Regions from separate parts of the Homo sapiens genome. Here region 2 is linked to region 1. Evidence: chromatin loops called from intact Hi-C (ENCODE). Cell type or tissue: PC-3. All regions are shown on one strand. Links, peaks and the distances in the headings refer to the core of each region. The heading gives the core; the rest is flanking DNA.

Region 1 (5,000 bases), core at 1-5,000:
ATTATTTTCTTGTGTTTTTTTGTTCGTTTGTTTCCTTCATTATAAAATTTTTTCTCCATCCAGTTTTCATATGTATATGTATGTATGTGTGTATATGTGTATGCATGTGTATTATATATCCCATCCTTATTCAAATACACATGTCAAGATTTCATATATATTTGAGTAACAGTATGGCATAAAATTGTGAACTTGACCTTGTTTAATCGACCTCCTACTCTCTTCTCAACACTTTATTTTACTGGCTCTTCTTCTTTCTGCCTTTTTGATACTTTATCTTCTCCATTTCTCTGTCCTTTAATGAACCATTTTCCTCTTCTTTATAATTTTAAGGCTTGCTAGAGGTATAATTCTTAGCTCTCCGCTCTTTTCTTCACTCTCATTGTCCTTTTCCTTCTTCTTCCCATCATTTTTCTATTTTGCCTTCCTGCCTCTCTCCTGCCATCTTCTATTTCTTTTATAAGTTACTTCTCAGCAGTTTCACTGTTTCTATACTTTAACTATTGTGGCCAGGAGCAGTGGCTCATGCCTGCAATCCCAGCACTTTGGGAGGCCCAGGCGGGTGGATCACTAAGTCAGGAGTTCGAGACCATCCTGGCCAACATGGTGAAACTTCCGTCTCTACTAAAAATACAAAAATTAGCTGGGCGTGGTAGTGCGAACCTGTCAGCCAAGCTACTTAGCAGCTGAGGCAGGAGAATCCCTTGAACCTGGGAGGTGGAGGGTGCAGTGAGCCAAGATTGGGCCATTGCACTCCAGCAACAGGGTGAGACTCTGTCTCAAAAAACAAACAAACAAACAAAAACACGAAACTATTTTTTCTCTGCATAATCTTCTCACATTTCTATTTCTGGGCTCTGCATCTTTGTTGCAATGGCTGGTTGTCTCTTTACTACATCAAGTCAAACATCTTTGAAACAATTATCATTGCATTCTCTGTATCCTCAGCTGGACTTCCACTTTTCCATTGGTTGCATCGGGATGCTGGATCATGCTTTCAAGAACACACCTAATCATTCTCAACAGTATTGCTGTGATACTGCCTAATTACTTTGTTTTGTTTATTCAGGTTGCAACACTATTGTTTCTCTCTTTCTCTCTCTCTCTCCCTCTCTCTCTCTCTCACACACACACATGCACATGTGTATGTGTATACACATAAAATTCACCATTGCTTTACTTAGCCTTAATTAACTAGTAGTAGCATTTATACTCTCTCAGTTACCCAGGGTTAAACGTAAGTTATTATTATTATTATTATTAAAAGTTTTTTTCTAACTTGATCGTCTCAGCCAATTCAAGTCCAATAATCAGACTTTGCCTTGGCAACGACTTTATCTGTACGCTGCTTCTAGTTGCACTTTTACCACCCTAAGACCCTTAATGCCATCAATGTGGATATCTAGAGATGCTAAATTCTCTTTCTGTCCCCGCCAATGTACAATGCATGCTTCTGCTAAATTAGACTATCTGAGCTGGAATGCCAACAGTATCACTGTCTGGCATTAATAATGTCCGTGACTTCCCTTCATGCCCCTAATGAACCAGTAATTTGTCCAAGTTCTCCATTATGTTTTCCAACCTGTGCTTCCGGCCTCATGGCAAACAATTCAATTGCCTAGTGCAATTGAATCCTCCACTCACACCTTGATGCTTATTAGAGTCTAAATCATACACAAACTATCACTTTTGTGTCTAAGCTCGTAACATTGTTTTTATCCAGAAATCCTGCTTTCTACTATCATGCTTGTCAAAATCTTATTCATCCTTCTCAAATGGAAACCTTCTTTGTAAAGATTTGTGGATCCCTGTGGCTAGATGTATTCTCTCTTTCTTCAGTTCTTAATATCATCTACAAGGCTCTATATAGCCTGGCATTTGCATACCGTTTATTACATATACTACAGCTTGCCTTCTTTGGGTTCCTTAAATAGACCAAGTTGTGTGTGTATATATATATATATATATATATATTTTTTTTTTTTTCCACGATCTTCACCTTAGCTGTTTGGTATACGTAAAATGTGTTTTTCCTAGTCCTTAGGATGACTTGATTCTTCTTAAATGTCGTCTCTTATGGAAGTTCATTTATTCCACCCTATTCAAATAGATTTTCGGAACTTTCTCCCATGCCAAATGTTTCTTTATCATAACACTCTGTCATTTCCCAAACTGACTCTGTGAAGGCAGAACAGAACCCAAATCTGTTTTGTTAACCAAGGTCTACAAACACACATAGTATAGTTCCTGGCATATAATAGTTGCCAAAATATTTATTAAATGAATAAATGAATGATTAAGCATATTGTTTATACTTTTTCTTTTCATGTCCCAGACTGTATTGTACTTCCTAATATTTTTCTTGTATTTTATTAGGTTTTAAAACCTTTGAAGTAAAAATAAAACATTTTGCATTGTTCATCTTGGTATCCCTTAGCTTCTAGTATGGTGCCAAACATTCATGAGATTAATAAATGTTTGCTGAATTAAATCGATTTGAATTAAACCTTCAGAACAATATTAAGTTATTGCCAGGACATCACAGATGGTAAGTGCAATTTCCTCTGCTAATAGCTTCCAAGGTTGATGATGAGATAAAATCAGTCGAGCATCCATCAATAGGGGAAAAGCTCTTAAAAACTAAATCCTCTAAGTCATTGTAGTGTTGCCTCCTTTGTTATACTTTGTTTCCTGCGCCCATCCTTCCTTAGAGCGTCAGACACAGTTCTTATGTACTACTTCATTAAGGATAAGTGTAGAGTGATGTCAGGAAGGAGGAAAGGCCAATAAAAGGCCGTTTGTTTTTAGCAATGTTCCTCTTAACCACCAAAGACAATGTGTCCATGTGCTTATCCCCTTCTCTCTGCTTAACTCCTTGACTCCAATTTCTCAGCTTACCTCTAATGAGAGAGTGTGCCTTAAATTCGAGATGAGTGCCGGTAAGGGTTCTTAAAAGCTGGCACATTTCAAGTGCATGGTGAGAAAACTACCCCAGGATTCTGCAGGTGTTAATTATGGTGGAAGCTAGCATAAAGATGCAGAGTGTAGAGCGGCTTGCTGCTCTGATCTTCATGCCCTCTGGTGCCCTCTGGTGCCTCTAAGAGAGAATGACTGAACCCAACAGTGGATGGCCCCTGTTACTGGAGATACTCTCTCTCACCCTCTCATATGTGTGTGGAGTGAGAGAACAAACAGCCCCCATGAAACTCACGTTTTTTAGAGTGCAGAAATCTGTGCAAATCTTAAAATAGCATATGCCCGTGAAGTTTATGTCATCCCTTTTTGGTTCGGTTTCGCTGACTTTCAGAAGGATCATGATATCTTCCTTACTGCATTAACATTTGCTGACAGAAGATCCTTAAAAACTATCTCAAATATTTGTTATCTCTTTTTCATAAACAAAATCATCTTCTCTTTGCCATAAATGGAACATTTATGTAGATCCTGGGTAGCATTTCTTAAATCTCACAGATATGAACATAATTCAGCAGATGTAAATTTTTTTTTGTTAGGACTACAAATTAAGCAGTTTGAAGGGTATTTAAAAAATCTCTATCTTTTCGATGTGTGGCTCTGGGTGTTATCCATTTCTAAGGTGTTCAAGATTAAAGATAATACTGCTATCGCCCTAATGTTCTAACTGCATACACACCCTGTACCCAATCTCAGATATCCTCTCCCCTGGCCACTCCTATTCAAAGCAACAAGGACAACCACCACCACAACAATGAACAAAAAACGAATCCCAGGAATGGATAAGGTGGTCGCAGATGCCACAGGTTATTGATGGAAGTAATTTTGGAGTCCTTGTTTAGTGCTCATAACATCTTGTATTCTTGGCCTCCATCTGGACTCTGCCAGTTCCTTAGTCTTAGCAATGTACCAGGCACATAAATTCTCTTTATTAAGAACCAAAACTACTTTTTTCATTTTATGTAAACTCATAAGTCACATCTTCAGCTCATTTTGAAGTAAGAATCTTCAGTATAACAGGGGAAATAGTATAACTACTACAAGGTAACTAACAAGTAACAATGTTTGTATAAAAGCCAGAGAGTATCTCAGCAGGAAATTTAATATTTTAGAAGAACAGACTTTTAGAGCAAACTTTTACTTACGATATTAACACAAATGAATTCAAGATGCCAATAATATTATTCCTACCTTTTATTACTGTCAGTCTGTACAAACTCTTAGCTTATTTGCTTTACAGATCAGTCTGTGAAAATGAATCAACTAGAAATGATTTCTTTTTTTTTTTTTCTTGAGATGGAGTCTCTCTCTGTTGCCCAGACTGGAGTACAATGGTAAGATCTTGGCTCACTGCAACCTCCGCCTCCCAGGTCCAATCAATTCTCCTGCCTCAGCCTCTTGAGTAGCTGGAACTACAAGCGTGAGCCACCACACCAAGCTAACTTTTGTATTTTTGGTAGAGTCAGGGTTTCACCACGTTGGCCAGGCTGGTCTCGAACTCCTGACCTCAAGTGATCCGCCCACCTCGGCCTCCCAAAGTGCTGGAATTACAGGCATGAGCCACATCCCCCGGCCTAGAAATGATTTTTTTGAGACAAGAGAGTAGCAATCTTTGAGCAACACAGATTGTTTACAAAGGCAATAATAGACAAAAGGGAGATATAAATCAATAAATGTGAACAACATCCTCTTCCCATAACATGGCATCTTCTAGGATCTCACTTTCAGTCTGTTCTTTACCTTTGCTCCCTTTTCTAGCCCTATAATGCAGTGGAAATGCCAGAGTCTGAATGACTTTAGCTTGAGTCCTGGTTCTGACTCCTACCAGCTGTGTGATCACAGTTCCTCTTCTGCAAAACAGAATCTAATAACTAACTTCATGAGCTATGAGGAGATTCATGTACAGCACCTATTCCAGAGCCAGGGCTACTAGTCTACCTCATGGCCTCAACTCTCTTAGCTACTTAAACATTTCCAAGAAGAGCGTCTTTAGCACTGACTTCTCTTCTGAACTGGTGATCTCTAAT
Region 2 (16,437 bases), core at 5,244-10,243, 490 kb before region 1:
GTGGAACCTAAATGAGGACTGTTCGTCTGAGGTCATTTCCAAGGGGATCCTATTCAACAGGGCTTCTGCCAGGGAGGGAGGTTGCCTTTGAAAGAGAAAATCTGAGATTTACCCTCAGGTACAGAAGCTGAGGGATTGCTCATGGTCAACCAATGGAGCTCTAAAAGATGAGCGGGAAGCTGGGTGAAGAGGAAGCATGTTTTGAGCCAAGGCAATTGCATATGCAAAGGCTGAGGGATGAGAGAGGGCCTCTCATGGTTTATTTGTAGAGCTGAAAGATGTTTGGTGTGGTTGCATGCCATGTATGTGTGGCCGGGGATAATGAGGGCTCCAGGTTGGAGGAGTGACATGTGGTGAGTCAGGAGAGGGGTGAGAAGAGTCCAGACCTTCTCAGGTATATGATAAAGTTTGACATTTATCTTAAGGACAATGGGAAACTTTTGAAAGGTGTGATATGATCAGTCCTGTGTTTCACAGTTTGTTTTGGCTGCAGTGAGGAGAGTGGATTGTGGAGTGGGAAGAGTGGAATGGGAGATACCAGTAAGAAACCACGGCTGTAGTCAGACAAGAAGTTAGGTGGACTGGACCAGGGATGTGTTCGTGGGAAATCAGAACAGTGGCCAGATTCATGAAACATGGCAGAGATGACTGTCCTGAGGTAGAAGAAGAGCTGGTAAAAAAGATAGAACCACAGACGATCCCCAGGTTCCTTTCTTGAACAACAGAGTGGAAGATGTTTCTGTTCAATGCGATGGTGAACACGAGGTCAGAGCAGGTTTGTGGAACCAGGTGTTAAATTCAGTGATGAGTGTACTGCAGGCAAGGCATGCTGTGTGGCGCCCATGTGGTTGTTGACATGTAAGACTTCTGCTCAGGAGGAAGATTTGGGCCAAAGCTTTACATTTATGCCTTTGGCATATGGTCCACTTTTGAAGCTATGTGAGAGGAAAAGCTTGCCTGAAAAGTGTGTGTGTGGTGAACAGAGGAGATAGCCCAGGACAGACCCCAAAGGAATACTGATGACTGGGAAAGAAGAACTCATAATGGAGATAAGGAACACTAGAGGAGAAGGAAGATCAGAAGCAAGCAAGATCTTGCAGCAGCAAGATTTATTGTGAAGAGTGAAAGAAAAAGCTTCCACAGCATGGAAGGGGACCGGAGCGGGTTGCCCCTGCTGACTGGGGTGGCCAGCTTTTATTCCCTTATTTGGCTCTGCCACATCCTGCTGATTGGTCCATTTTACAGAGCACTGATTGGTCCATTTTGCAGAGTGCTGATTGGTCTGTTTTTACAGAGTGCTGATTGGTGCGTTTACAAACCTTTAGCTAGACACAGAGTGCTGATTGGTCCGTTTTTACAGAGGGCTGTTTGGTGCGTTTACAAACCCTTAGCTAGACACAGAGCGCTGATTGGTGCGTTTTTACAGAGTGCTGATTGGTGCGTTTACAAACCTTTAGCTAGACACAGAGTGCTGATTGGTGTGTTTACAATCCTTTAGCTAGACAGAAAAGTTCTCCAAGTCCCCACCTAACCCAGAAGGCCAGCTGGCTTCACCTCTCAATCCCCCCTCTAAACAGGACACCCCAACTGCTGCTGGGAATTGGGCGATGACTGCTCTAGCTACTTCCTGCTGGATAGAGGCAAAGAAGGGTCCCTGCAGTTGCAGTGTCTTCCAGAGGGGAACTCTCTAGGCCAGTGAAAGGGCCAGCGGGTCGGTCCAGGGGTCCTCGGTAGAAGTTGTTAGTTTAGCTCATTTGGGGTTCCATTCGTAAGACCATCTGTAGCTTGATGGCCTCGATTCTAGAGGAAACAGATTTGACAAGGAGGTTAAAAATAAGGGTCCGAAGGCGAGTAATAGCAAGATGGCTGCCACAGGACCTAGAAAGGGGAGAAGCCATGTTGCCCAACTCCAGAGGTTGGTATAAGAGTTTTGAAAGGCGTTGTCTGATTTCAGAAGCCTTTTCCTGTAAGCGCCAGGTGGCATCTCTTACTATCCCTGACTGATTAGTGTAAAAACAACACTCTTCCCCTAAGAAGATGCAGAGTCCTCCTTTCTCAGCAGTGAGGAGGTCTAGGCCTCAGCAGTTTTGGAGAGTCACTGCTGCCAAAGAGTCTATTTGGGATTGTAGAGTAAGGATAGATTTCGTTATTTCTTGCAAACTATCTGAGAAATCCTGTGAGAGTGTGTGGTAGTAGGATAATGAAGTGGATATACTGGCTATTCCGGTTCCTGTAGCAGTAGCCATTCCTAACCCTATTAAGTAGGGTATTAGTTGTATGGCTCTGCACTGACGGACTTGAGCTTTGAGGGGAACAGATAGGGTCTGATTTCCATAAAATTAGAAGTTAGTACAATACATGTTACACTGTTAACTTTTAGCAAACTTTTGTTGAAAACCTTGTAAGTTTGGGGTTTTAATTTTTCTTTGCTATTAATAAAACCTCATTCAGTCCATATTAACTTAGAATTGGTATAGATGGCTCCTTCCTGATACTGTAAGTACTTTAAGGTTTGGCTGAGTGCAAACAGCTGCATGTTTGAACAGACCAATTATTAGGCAATTTTCTTAACTGCTTCTACAAGAGTTTCCTTATCACTTACTGAATACCCATTGTGTCTTTTTTCCTTAGTAGTTGAGGAGGAACCGTATATTATCCTGTCCTGAAGGGAGTTCCTCCTAGATCTGGTCAGACCTTTGTATGGTAATTAATTAAGATTTAGATCCCCTGTTAGGAAACCTGCTGGGTTAAGGATTTTTGATAGGAAGGCTATGGGTTGTCAGTGGCTTCAGTGCTTTCGGGCTACGCCCTTGTTTACACTGACAACAAGGTGATATTGGAGTGTTACAGGGTTACAGAGAAGACCTTCAATTATCAATTATAGGTTTTAAATTTACCCTGGCTTTTAATGGAATAGGGTACACTGTTTTTCCTTTACTACTTCTATCTCTCTCTTTCTCTCTCTTTGACTTCTTCTTTGTCTCTTTCTTTCTCTCTTCCTTTCTGTTGCCTCTGCCAGCTGCTTATGTTGCTGTTTTCCCCTCTCCTTCCCCTTTTGATGGCTTTGGCAGTGTAAGACTGCCACCTCCTTGGGTTTTTACACTGCATGCAATAACTCCATGGTTTCTTTGTGATATTTAATGGGCGTTCCCCCAGAGGTTAGTAACTCCCTTTCTTTCCATATTGCAGCATGGGCATGTAGGATTAGATAAGCATACTTGCTATCTGTATACACATTTATTCTTCTTCCCTTTCCCAGTTCTAAGGCTCGGGTCAGTGCCACTAGTTCTGCTAACGGGGCGCTGGTCCCTGGGGGAAGAGGCTTACTTTCAAGTACTGTTACTGTGGCATAACCTGCCCTTCGTATCCCATTCTCCACAAGTGAACTTCCGTCGGTATATAGGTTAAGGTGAGGATTAGCTACGGGGACTTCTAAGAGATCATGTCAGGCGGCCTAAGTCTGGACTACAATTTGTTGGCAGTCACGCTCGATTGGTTCCCCATCCTCTGGGAGAAAAGTGGCAGGGTTGAGGGCCACGCATGTACATATTTGAAGCACCAGTCCCTCAATGAGTAGCGCCTGGTATCTGAGTAGGTGGTTGTCTGATAGCCATAAACTTCCTTTGGCACCTAGTATGCCATTTACATCATGAGTAGTCCAGACAGTGAGATCCTTTCCTTGTATTATTTTGATAGCCTCTGACACTAAGATGGCCACCGCCACAACTACCCTTAAAGAGTGAGGCCAGCCTTTCGCTACTACATCAATTTCCTTACTTAGGTATGCCACTGGTTGTGGGGTTGCCCCATGAGTCTGAGTAAGGACTCCAAGAGCCATCCTTGCTCTCTCTGTGATGCATAAAGAAAAGTTTCATCCTGTGGGAAGGCTTAAGGCTGGAGCTTGAGTTTGTTCCTTCCAATGCCCAGACTTCAGGGTTGATTCCCTCCTCAAGTAGGGGACAACAAATGGGTAACTCGTTCCCCATATTCATGTAGATAATAACTCCAGCTTTGGCTACTCCTACTGGATCTAGTGGAGTCAGCGTGATCCGCTTCTCCCACTCACCTAGTCCCCACACGCCCTGAGAGCTAGTCCCTGTGGTCTGATGTCCACCCCTCACTTCTTCTGCCCTTTCCTTATACTTCCCTGCTGGAGTGACTGGAAGTGGGGATGCTCTTCCCTGGACACAGGGGAGAAGGAGGGCCCCTGGGGTTGTCACTTCCTCTGCCCTTTTGGGTGGGGCAGGAAGGGCACATTTGATGTTAGCAATTCAGCGTAAAAGTGAAAACTAATTTGGCCTCAAGATTTAAGAGTCATCCAAACAACAGTTACAGGGCTAATATCTTTAATCTTTACACATTTGACAATATCCAATAAAAAGAACACCAAACTACATCAAGACAAAGGAGCAACAGACATGGGCCTGCAGAGGACAAAAGAGAAAACAGGAGCACTCAATAACCAGGAACTCAGGGACTTTGGAGGCAACCTGTGTGGGTTAAACATGCTTTTGAAGATTTTTATCATTATTTCTCATTAGAAATATAAAAAGTGGGCTGGGCGCCGTGGCTCACGCCTGTAATCCCAGCACTTTGGGAGGCCGAGGCAAGTGGATCACGAGATCAGGAGTTCAAGACCAGCCTGGCCAACATGGTGAAACCCCATCTCTACTAAAAATCCAAAAATTAGTTGGGTGTGGTGGAGGGCGCCTGTAATCCCAGCTACTGGGGAGGCTGAGGCAGGAGGATTGCTTGACCTCAGGAGGCAGAGGTTGCAGTAAGCTGAGATCACACCACTGCATTCCAGCCTGGGTGACAGAGTGAGACTCTGTCTCAGAAAAAAAGAAAAGAAAAGAAAAGAAAAGAAAAGAAAGAAAGAAAGAAAGAAAGAAAGAAAGAAAGAAAGAAAGAAGAAAGAAAGAAATGTAAAAAGTGCTAAATAGAAAGAAGTAAAAAATATATCAAATTAGAAAATAAAAAATGAGGGGGAGTGAAACTGGCATTCTAACACAAGGGGGGTAGTATTTAAAATAGCTTTTATGCTTTGGGGAAGCAGTTTGATATTTTATTTAAAACATTTTAAACTAGCCATAACATCAGACACAGTAATTGTATGCCAAGGAATCCATCCTGAAGAACAATAATCTTAAATTTTAGGACTATTATTAATCCATAATAATAATAATAAAAATTTCTTCTTATATCAAGATGTCCATCATAGCATTTATCATAGTAAATAATTTTGAATAGACCTTTAGAAATGGAAAAAAGCAAAGCACTATATTGTATCTCTACTCAAACTAAGATTTGACACTGTACTCGGCTCTTTTTATAATTTTTCCCTTAATCCTCACAGTAAAATCAAATGTTTGACACAATGATTGTCTCTTTATGAGTTTTTAGCTAACAAAATGTTTATGGTAAACATGGAATAAAATGAAAAATACTCATGACAGATGCTAAACATGAAAGCAAGTGATTTATGTATCTAGTATGATTATAACCAGGTATATCGAAATCTCTCTGTGAATAAAAAAAATTGAAGTCCATCTGGGGTGAACAGTTGTTATTTATTAAAATTTGCTTTTGCGAGTACTCATGAATCTTGAGACAATAACCACCACCACGATTATAAAACTATCAAACACGATTTTAAGCAAAGAAAGAAATGGGGAAAACCGTGAAAGGAAAATAAATCTCAAGACTCCAGAATCACTAAGCCAAAGGGAAAAGTCAAGCTGGGAACTGCATCAGACAAACCTGCCTCCCATTTTATTCCTAAATAAAATAACTACAAAGAAAAACAATAAAAATAAAAAAGCTACATACCTCCCTCACAATTTGCCCGTAAGGAAATTCCTTGTGAGCCTCAAAGATCTTTACCCTAAAACAGTTCTGTTGAACTTCATCCTGGCCATATTAATTGATACCTTATCTTCACAGGCCCAGGACAGAGGACAGACAGAACTCTTGATCATTGCTCTGCTCACCTGTGACAAATGCATTTCTCATTGCTTCCTCTGACCTATTGTTTATGTAAAAATGCAGATTCACTGAGTCAGACTAAGGCATCAGTGACTATTCCTCTATTCATTCCACCTCACATGTATTCAGTGAAAGGCTGATCGAAGACCCCAAAGAATGAAACCTTTTGTCCCTTATCTACCTCTGACCTGGAATCCCTTACTTCGAGTTGTTCCACCTTTCTGGACCAAACCAATGTACCTCTTATGCATATTGATTGAGGTCTCATCAATGTATAAAATCAAGCTAAAATGTATAAAACCAAGCTGTGCCCTGACCACTTGGGTACATGTCATCATGTACCCAAGACTTCCTGACGCTGTCATAGGCACGTCCTTAGCCTTGGCAGATAAACTTTCTAAATTAATTGAGACCTGTCTCAAATACTTTGGGCTCACAAAACGTAGCTGTCCATCAGGCAGATATCTAAAAGCAAGAAGTGATATTTTACTCAGCTAAAAGCTGCTATTTTGTCGGCGGCCTCAGAGGCCTTCCACAATGAACTCCCTCCCCAACCCTCTGGCCTCATTCCCAGGCCCCTGTCCTCTCCTGGGAACTCCTGGGAATGTCATGTTTGCCCCATTGTCATCTTGTCAGTGAGGCTCCCCTGACTGCCCTCATTAAGACTGCATCTGGCCAGGCGCAGTGGCTCACGCCTGTAATCCCAGCACTTTGGGAGGCCGAGGTGGGTGGATCACCTGAGCTCAGGAGTTCAAGACCAGTCTGGCCAACATGGCGAAACCCTGTCTCTACTAAAAATACAAAAATTACCCAGGTGTGGTGGCACACACCTGTAATCCCAGCTACTCAGGAGGCTGAGACAGGAGAATAGCTTGAACCCACGAGGTGGAGGTTGCAGTGAGCTGAGATGGCACCACTGCACTCCAGACTGGGGCAACAGAGCAAGACCCTGTCTCAAAAAAAAAAAAAAAACAAAAAAAAACCCCACATGCTTCCTCCTTCCTACCATTCTACCTCCAATCCCCATCCCCATATCCTGCCCTCTTGTTTTCTCTCTTTGTAATGCCTGCCACCTCCCAACATAGTATAGAATGAGCTTGTTTACTTAGTCTAGTGTTTAATGTCTGTCTCACTCCACTAGAATGTAATCATCGCAAGGCCAGGAGATGCGTTTGGTCTGTGCTGCATCTCAAGCAGGACAATGGCTGGAACATAGTAGGGTCTCCAAAAATGTTTGTTGAACGTTGCTGATGGCGGCATCCTGGAGTAGGAAAAAGACTGAAGAGTGGAAAAAGAAATCCTGACATGAATTCTGGGCAAAGGCAAGCAGTAGCTGACTTGGAAAATGATTACAGTAGGTTTTGTGCCATTTGAGTTATCAGTATTGCAGATGTTTTTGCACCTGCTCCACCAACAATAATTGGGTTAAGGCTTGCAGCTGGGATATTATACAGCTTGCTTTATCTAGGTTTTGTTTTGCTTGCAAATCAATCAATACTTACAATGATTTTAACAAGGGGAAAGAGCCGTAGTTGTAGACCTTGGAGTGTATTTTTTTTTGTCTAGCTTTAAAAAAAATTGTTAATGTTTTGATACTGTAACTCTTTTTAGTAGTTGTGGCTTTGCAGACCTTGCTGCACTTTGATCTTTTTCTCGTTCCAGCTATAGATGGCAGCACACCACTACCTACGATCCGATCACCAGCCTGGGTTTGTAAGTCAGAGCTGTTGGTCAGGAGATGGCAGCTAATGAGTAATCAGTCCAAACTGAATGGCAAATTAATGTCTTCATTAAGTGAACAAACCAGCTTCCTCCATAAACAAGGTCAGAGTATTTATAACCCAGTGTATTTCATAAAAGCAAAAACGCATCTCCATTTACATAACTTTACTATGGAGCTCATGATTTATCTGCACAAAGCATATGCAAAATCTCACTTGTATACCGTCTTTAATAAGGACCCATGCCATTCTGATGTAATTATTAATAAAGTCACACTTGATAAGCAGCCTTGTTTTTCTTACACAAGGTAAATGAAAAGGTGATTGCTTTAAACAAAAGCCACTCTTATAAGATGATATTGGGTGGCCTGTTCCAAATTGAGTTCTTAGTAATAAAAATGAAGTGTGATCCTTATTGATCAAATATATCTGCCACTTAGGTTCTATGAGAACTTACTTAAAATTTAGAGTTGGTTACACAGGTATAAAGTTTGATATTTACCATATGCTACATGTCACTTCAATTCAGTGAATTGAATGCTTAATTTTGCCATCCTTGTCAGAGAACAATGTAGAAATTTCAGAAACTTTTCACAAAATGACCAGGTGTCAAAGACTCTGAATTTCTGTTTCTAGATCAGTGTCATCCAGTAGAAATATAAAATGAGCCAAATGCAAGTTGCATGTGAAGTTTTAAATTTTCTAGAAACCACATGTTAAAAAGTAAAAAAAGAGGTGAAATTAATTTGAATACTGTACTATATTTTATTTAACCAGATATATCCAAAATATTATTTTTATCAGGTAATCTATATAAAAATTATTGCAATATTGCACATTCATTTTTTTTAATCTGGTGTGTATTTTACACTCACAGCTCATTTCGATTTAGATTAGCCAGATTTTAAGTGCTCAGTAGCCACATGTGGCTAGTTGGCCACATCATGTTCCGCTCGGCTCTAAAGACTTAGTGCCTGTTATGAGGGGAATTGTGTGCCCCCCAAATTCATGTGTTAGAATCCTAACCCCCACTACTTCAGAATGTGACCTTATTTGGAGATAGGGTTGTTACCAAGTAAAAACGAGGTCATTTTAGGGTGGACCTTTAGAGTGGATCCTAATCCAGTATGACTGATGTCCTTCTAAAATGCGGAGACTGGAGACAGGCTCACACACAGGGAGAACTCCATGTGGAGAGGAAGGCAGAGACTGGGTGATGCATCTCCAAGCCAAGGACCATCAAAGATCACCTTCATCCCCAGAAGCTAGGAGGGAGCCATGGAACAGTCTCCCTCACAGCCTCAGAAGGAACCAACCCTGCTGATGTCTTGATTTTGGACATCCAGCCTCCAGAACTGTGAGAGAATACATTTCTGTCGTTTAAGGCACACGGCCTGTGGTGCATTGTTATGGCAGCCCTAGTCAACCACTACAGAACCTTTGGTTGGTGGCTGCCATTGTTCCAAAGCTTTCCTCTCCTTGCCTTGAATCTCCTCTTCTCTTCCTTCTGTGCTTTCTCTTCTGGCCTCTCTGTCACTCAACTTTCCTGCCCTCTCTCATCGTTTTCCATAGGATCTCCCTCTCATAGCACAGAAGTAAGCAGGGAGTTTCTGTTGTAGTAAGCGGGAGATGGGTTCCACCTGAGCAGGGAGATGCCTGACTTGCTTCACGTCTCCAATGGGGATAATATTATCTGCCAGCTGTCCCCTGGAGCTACTGTTGTGTAGGTGAAGGGCCGACTCAGAAAATGCTTTGAAACCCATAAATAATGACATGGATGAGAATGAGTATTTTGTGTGTTTTACTTTCACATGTTAGGACTCAAAGGTGGAATGAAGTGTTTTCTAAGTTACTTTGGTTTCTTCTCTCTGTAATTATCTAGGGTTCCTACTTCATGGTAGGGAATGTGTGAAAGGGCATAGGCCCTGCCACTTTCTTGCCATCTGTCAGTAGTGGGCTTCTACGGGCTGCCTCCCAAGCATGTTTTATATCCTCTCTACCCAGCGCAGAACGGCCTCCCTAACTCAAAAACCACGTGTTAAGGTGATATGGATCCCACTCCCATCTCTAGAAGTGGGTCCCAAATAGGGTCACTGCATCAGATAATTCCAAGGGGTATCATCTTGATATTGTTTGGCTTTGTGTCCCCACCCAAATCTCATCTTGAATTGTAATCCCATAATCCCCACGTGTCATGGGAGGGAGCCGGTGGGAGATAATTGAATCAGGCTGGCTGTTTCCCTCACACTGTTCTCGTGATAGTGAGTGAGTTCTCAGGAGATCTGATTGTTTTATAAGCGTCTGGCATTTCCCCTGCTGCACTCATTCTCTCTCCTGCTGCCCTGAGAAGAGGTGCCTTCCACCATGATTGTAAGTTTCCCGAGGCCTCCCTAGCCATGCAGAACTGTAAGTCAATTAAATCTCTTTGCTTTATAAATTACCCAATCTCGAGTATTTCTTCATAGCAGCATGAGAACGGACCACTACACATCTGCATTGTCATAAATGTGTATAGTGAACTTGAAGTTGTGCAGTGCACAACCTGCACAGTCATATCTGATAGCCCCAGTCCTGTACAATTAAATCATTCAGGCAATCCCGTCTCTCTGACCGTAGTCATAGGTACAGAATGGGTACTAAAATCCCGTAAAGCTGTGAGGAGAGATTGTCCGGGGTTACTGAGAAAAAAACCAAAAAACAAAAAACTCTTGCCTTCTCCAGGGACCTACTGATAGACGGCATTCTGAGTGTGATATAAACATATAAGGCTGGCAGCTGTGCTCATGAGAGAAGGGCCAGTACCTTTTGCGAAGTCACTAGGTGGACCTTGAGGAATAAGAGAGCAGAGATCTGAGAGAGCCAGGGCTTGTGCTTATGCCTCTGGATCAAGCTTTGCCTGAAGCACCTGTGCAGTTTGTTACATGAGCCCATGTATTTGCTTTATAGAATTGGTTTGGGTTGGATTTTCTTTCCCTTGCTACCCAAAGAATTCTAAATGCTACACTGGAGATGGAAGTAAAGAAAGGGGGAGATAGAGATATGTTTCTGGTTGACAGTGCAACAACTATCAAAAACAAAAACAAAGCTTCTTCAAGCATCCACAACCATTGCCACAGCAATTTGAATTACATTTTCTAATGAAAACCAGGCCAAATGATCGTTAACATTCTCAGCTAACTCACAGCAATGTTCTTAAGTCCATTTGTGATTGTCCAATGCTAAAAATGTATACCAGTTGGCATTAAAAACCTAAACTATTTCTACCACTGTATGGCTTTTAACTAGAGGTTTGTGGTCTACCCTGAAAACTTAATCTACTATGCATATCTTTATTTCTAAACTAATACGTTCTTTTGAGTTCAGCCTACCTAAAAGCATACTTCTGGTGTACTGCCTATTTGTAAATTGAAACTTGTCATAAGTATAATAACATTGCCCCCATTGTTCGTATTAATTCATAGCAAGGGGGAACACTACTGTATAGATGTTATAAATGCTTAGGCAAGGGAGACCATTCAGCTCTTAACCCAATTTCCTGCTGCAAATATCAAAAGTTGGATCAACATATGCCCCTAGTTACAAAGATGTAACATTATTTCTAAAGTCTTCAGCAGCAGAATCCTAAAGGGCCCCTAAATTTCAGTCTTAACTTTGTTCCAGCCACATCCCAGCTGTTTCTCCCAAGTACTTCATCACCTGCAGGCTGTTTTCAGTTCATTATGGGACCAAGGAGAGGCCACTGGGACAGTATATCAATAGAACAATCCTTGCCAAATAATGATATTTGGAAATAGGCTGGGCACGGTGGCTCATACCTATAATCCAAGAACTTTAGGAGGCTGAGGCAGGAGAATTGCTTGAGCCTAGGAGTTGAAGGCGGCAGTGAGCTATGATTGCACCACTGCACTCCAGCTTGGGTGACAGAGCGAGACCCTGTCTCTTAAAAAAAAAACAGTTTTTGGCTACTTTGTAACTGAAATAGATCAATCCCTACAATGTCCTTCCCAGGGAGGCCAGGCTCCTAGCCTAGCCTCTTTCTGCCTGCCTCTCTTTGGTGCGTGGGTTTTTCTGTTGTGCCCCTTCCCAAGGCAGGAGCTGGCATCTCTTTCCCTCCTGCAAACTCAGTCCCATGGATCCTCTTCTTGTTGTTTTCTGCACTGATTTTGTATCGATTCCTCTGGAGCAAACATTGGAAGCTGCTGTCGGATATGCCAGGGCTCTCTGCCCTGTTGTGTTCTGTGTTGCTAGCTGAAGATTACTCCCGGCTTTGTTTCAAGACCCTTGGAACCAGAATAGAGGTGACGCTGTCCTGTTTGTACTCTCTCTGGCTGTGATTTTTAAATCCTTGTTCTGAGCCTGCTGTGTTTTTTTTTGTTTTGTTTTGTTTTTTCTCCTCTGCCTCACTTTTCTAGCTCATTGCCTTCTATATCTTCCGCTGGCTCAGTTTGCCTGAGCCCTCTGCATTTGGCACTAAATCGTAGTTTATTCTAATCCTTTGCCTGGAAGCTGATGCTGGTAACCAGATGGCAATAAAAAGACACTGAATGCAACATTTCTACCTGTGAGTTGAGAGACAATACTCGTTACTTCCTGGGAAAACAGTTGGTGTTTTTCTCAGTTGGGGTAAAATGATATTTCTAAAAATCCTATTGTTTTCTTACTTGGATAAATGTTAAAATATGTTTATTAGAAAGTATGCTTTTAAATTTTTTTTAGTCTAAAGAAATATTGCTGCTTCTCAGAGTTTTGGCAAATATTGCTTTTCATTTGTTCTTCTTTTCCTGTGTCTTCTTTCTTTTCACTCTCTTACCACCTATAGATTTAAATTCCATGTCATTTTATTATTATTTACTGTATTAACTAAACTCACTTTTTATTTAGTTCAAAAAGATGGATGTGTGGAGTATTTTAAATTTGGCTCTTAAAACCACAGTGTATTACAGATTAGAAAGCTATTATTTTTTCTGACATCCAGCAGGCATCATTTCTGTTTTTTAGCTATCTGACAGCTTGGGGACAGATACGGGCCTTTGTTACGAACTGGGCCAGAGTATTCTTTCTCGAGACTTTTCAAACTAGAGCTAGAAGAGAGGTGCCCCCTGTATTAGTCAGCTACTGCTGCATAACAAAGAACCATAAAATCAGAGTCACTTAAAACAGTGAGCACTTATTTACTTCACATCTCTTCAGGTCTGATGAGTGGGCTCCACTGATCTCAGCAGGCCTGCTCATGTGTCTTTAGGCTGGCAGTGGGTGGTTTGATTTAAGGATGTCTCTAGTCCACACTGCATGTTTGCACATCTGTTGCCTATGTCTTTGCTATGGTTTGGATATTTGAGCCCTCCAAGTATCATGTTGAGATTTGATCTTCAATGTTGGAGGCAGGGCCTGGTGGGAGGTGTTTGGGTCCTGAGGGAGGATCCCTCATAAATGGCTTGGTGCCATTCTTGTGGGGATGAGTGAGTTCTCATGAGAGCTGGGTTTTGAAAAGAGCCTGGCACCTCCTCCTCTTTCTGTCTCTTGCTTCCTCTTTCACCACGTGGCTCCCCTTTACCTTCCACCATGAGTGGAAGCAGCCTGAAGCCCTCACCAAAATCAGATAGATACCAGTGCCGTGCCTGTACAACTTGCAGAACTGTGACCCAAATAAATTTTTTTTCTGTATAAACTGCCCAGCTGCAGGCATTTTTTTTTTTTTGTAGCAACGTCAAAACAGTTTAAGTCAGTCTTTAACCTTTTAGCAGACTAGTTGGGGAATATTCCACAAGAGAGCAAGTGAGAACCTGCAAGGTCACATAGACCTAGGCTGTGAAGGGTCATGTTATGACTTATACTCTTATGCCATTAGCCAAAGTAAGTCAAACAAACAAGCACAAACTCAAGGCACAGGCATACACCACCCGCTAGGAGGCCATGCCAAGGGTGTGGATACATGGAAGGGTGAAGAACTGGACTAGTCTTTCAATACCACAGCCCCTTTCTTCTCTAGGCGTGGAGCTGCTAGGAGTGAGCCCCACATCAGACATCTGTCTCTGGTAGGAGAAGACAGTCAAGATCCAGAGAGATGCAATGGAAGACAGGATGGGAGAAGGTCCCAATCATTTTCTAGTTATTAATAACAGTTTTGGCTGTGCTTAGATTGCTGCACTTGGGAGGTTTGGTTAATCAACTTTTTGTTTTGTTTTGTTTTGTTTTGTTTTTGTTTTACTAGGAGGTAGGCTACTCCACAATCCCTCCAAACTCTTCTTTCTTGCATTAATTAGTATAAACTGCATTTCTGGTACTTGCAACCAAAGGGTTATGACCCATCTATACTGTTTTTTCTAGATCAGATGGTTTTTATATCAAAAGTTGCTGTCCCTATCCCAATGCAAAGCTTTTTTAGGTTGATTTTTAGGGGGATAAAATCTTTCATATTGAAAATAAACATTATCACCTATATATCACAGGTTATTAGTTTATTAAGTTAAACTGAACCACATAAGTTTCAAATAAAAGTGTTACTGAATTTGCAGTAAAAATTACACATAATTAGTGTAAATTAGGAAAGATATAAAACAGTTGGCACAAAGCAATAGCATCCATACTTTTAGCCCATTAATTTTATCCCTAGGAATTTACCTCAATAAAATAATATAACAAAAGCAAATGCTCATATACATTACACAATTTATGACAACTGTGATAATAATAAATTAAAGGGACATGTCTAAATTAAGAGAATGTGTTAACAAATTATGTTAGTTTATCAGGATGGAATATTATGTAGTCTTTATGTTAATTAAGAACATTCTATAAAATTTCAAAATCCATTTATGACGTAGTACGTGAAAAAGCAAAACAAAATGCAAAATTACAGGGACATCCAGACTAGGTATATAATTTTCTTTTTGTACGCAGCACAACCATTTTCTTTTTGTGTGCAGTAGAAAAAAACATTTCAAATCTACCTGTAATTTTCTCTTGTTCCGCTAGGAGACATGCATCATCTTTGATTAAAATTATTCTTCACTGGGACCTTTATTTATGCAAAGGCAAAATTCTATTCTAGACTCAAGAAGCTCGAGCCAGACATCCTAAACATTTCTGAATAGAATTATCAAAGGCTGAATTTGTCATGTGCAGAATTGCATCTTTTTAGGGTTATGATGCTGTTGCCTGTGGGTGAGGATGTGGTGGATAACGCCCTTCTTGCAGTGAGGATAAGGGGGGTTGGAGAAGGTACCCAGGGGACTGGTGGCTCATGGTAATTGATGGACTAGGGGAGGCCACGTAGAGAGGACGCCGGTGGAGAGGCATGGCTGATGGACAGAACTCCAGGAGCAGTGATAGTTCATATCCAGTACAGTATTTTTCTTTTTCTCCATTATAATTCTCCTCATTATTCTCAAGCCAACAGGAAATTGTCTTAAATGTTTATCCAGATATTTGCTGTACTTTTGGAAATTAAGGGAGGAGCCTGTAACTCTCCTTGCATAAAACAAGAGCCTGACTTGTGTGAAAAAGTGATAAGAAGATATTCAGTAGAGATCTGCGGGGAAGTCTCAGAGCAGAGGTCCAGAATAAGTTAAGTGTGGACTGCATAAGAATTCCATCGGTATGGTAGACTGTATTTCTGTTTGCCAAATATTTTACTTTTCCTCCGTCTTTTGCCATGGAAGGAGTTTACTCTTCAACTCTGCCAGACTCAAGAGAGGCCATTCGCTTTGCTGTGGCCGATGAAATGGGAGCAGCAAAAACATTTATCATTTCTGGGAACCAGTGTACTGTTCTCCATGTCTCCCTTCTCTCACCCTGGACCTGATAATATTCCAGCTGGTTGCTGCTCCATCATCCTGGAACCTACAAGTTTGGGGAGGGCGTCAAAGCCAGAGGCAACTTTCATTCAACATGTTATGTGAGTGTGATGGTTAATTTTATGTGTCAACTTGACTGGATCATGGAGTGGCCAGATATTTCACTAAGCTTTTCTGGGTTTGTGTGATGATGTTTCCAGATGAGATTTGCATTTGAGTCAGTGGACTCCATAAGATAGATTGCCCTTCCCTGAATGGAAGTGTATTAGCCAATTTGCTGAGAGCCTGAACAGAACAAAAGATGGAGAAAGGAGAATTCACCTCCTCTGCCTGACTGATTGAGCTGGGATATCAGTCTCCTTCTGCCCTCAAACTGAGACTTAAACCATCAGCTCCACTGGTTCTCAGGCCTTGGGTCCGAAACCAAACTACACTACCAGCTTTCCTGGGTCTGCAGCTTGCAGATGGCAGAGCATGGGACTTCTTAGCCTTCATAATCAAGCGAGCTAATTCCTCATAATTAGTCCATCTGTGTTAGTCCATTCTCACACTGCTATGGAGAAATACCCGAGACTAGGTAATTTATAAAGAAAAGCGGTTTAATTGACTCACAGTTGTGTATTGCTGGGGAGGCCACAGGTAACTTACAATCATGGCGCAAGGTAAAGGAGAAGCAGGCACCTTCTTCACAAGGGTGGCAGGATAGAGTGCAAGCTGGGGAAATGCCAGATGCTTATAAAACCATGAGATATCGTGAGAACTCACTATCACAAGAACAGCTTGGGGGAACTGCACCCATGATCCAATTACCTCCACCTGGTCCTGACCTTGACACATGGGGATTATGGGGATTACAGTTCCTGGTGGGATTTGGGTGGGGACACAGAGCCAAACCATATCACTATCTCTCCCCCTCATCCCCTCTCTCTCTATTA

The links. Hi-C counts contacts between places; a loop is a spot of excess contacts. Peaks named below come from ENCODE experiments on the same cell type or tissue, not always from the same donor. Only the 100,000 strongest peaks of a DNase experiment are listed, where the experiment ranks them.
Region 2: a loop joins it to region 1, with 12 times the contacts of the local background. A loop is called at or near these places in 20 of 110 quality-filtered maps.

Annotation. Positions count from the first base shown.
Region 1 is chr21:29,846,807-29,851,806 of GRCh38, forward strand. The region is part of intron 1 of GRIK1 (glutamate ionotropic receptor kainate type subunit 1); the gene reads right to left. Among named protein-coding and RNA genes, the nearest start is that of GRIK1, 91 kb to the right of the region's middle. In PC-3, for the core only: CTCF peaks have their summits at 3,091 (motif pointing left) and 3,295; no DNase peak of the experiment used is centred there; H3K27me3 peaks cover 664 bases.
Region 2 is chr21:29,353,905-29,370,341 of GRCh38, forward strand. It overlaps a transcript of BACH1 not described here. Among named protein-coding and RNA genes, the nearest start is that of BACH1-IT2, 10 kb to the right of the region's middle. In PC-3, for the core only: a CTCF peak has its summit at 7,681 (motif pointing right); a DNase peak (open chromatin) is centred at 6,037; H3K27ac peaks cover 311 bases.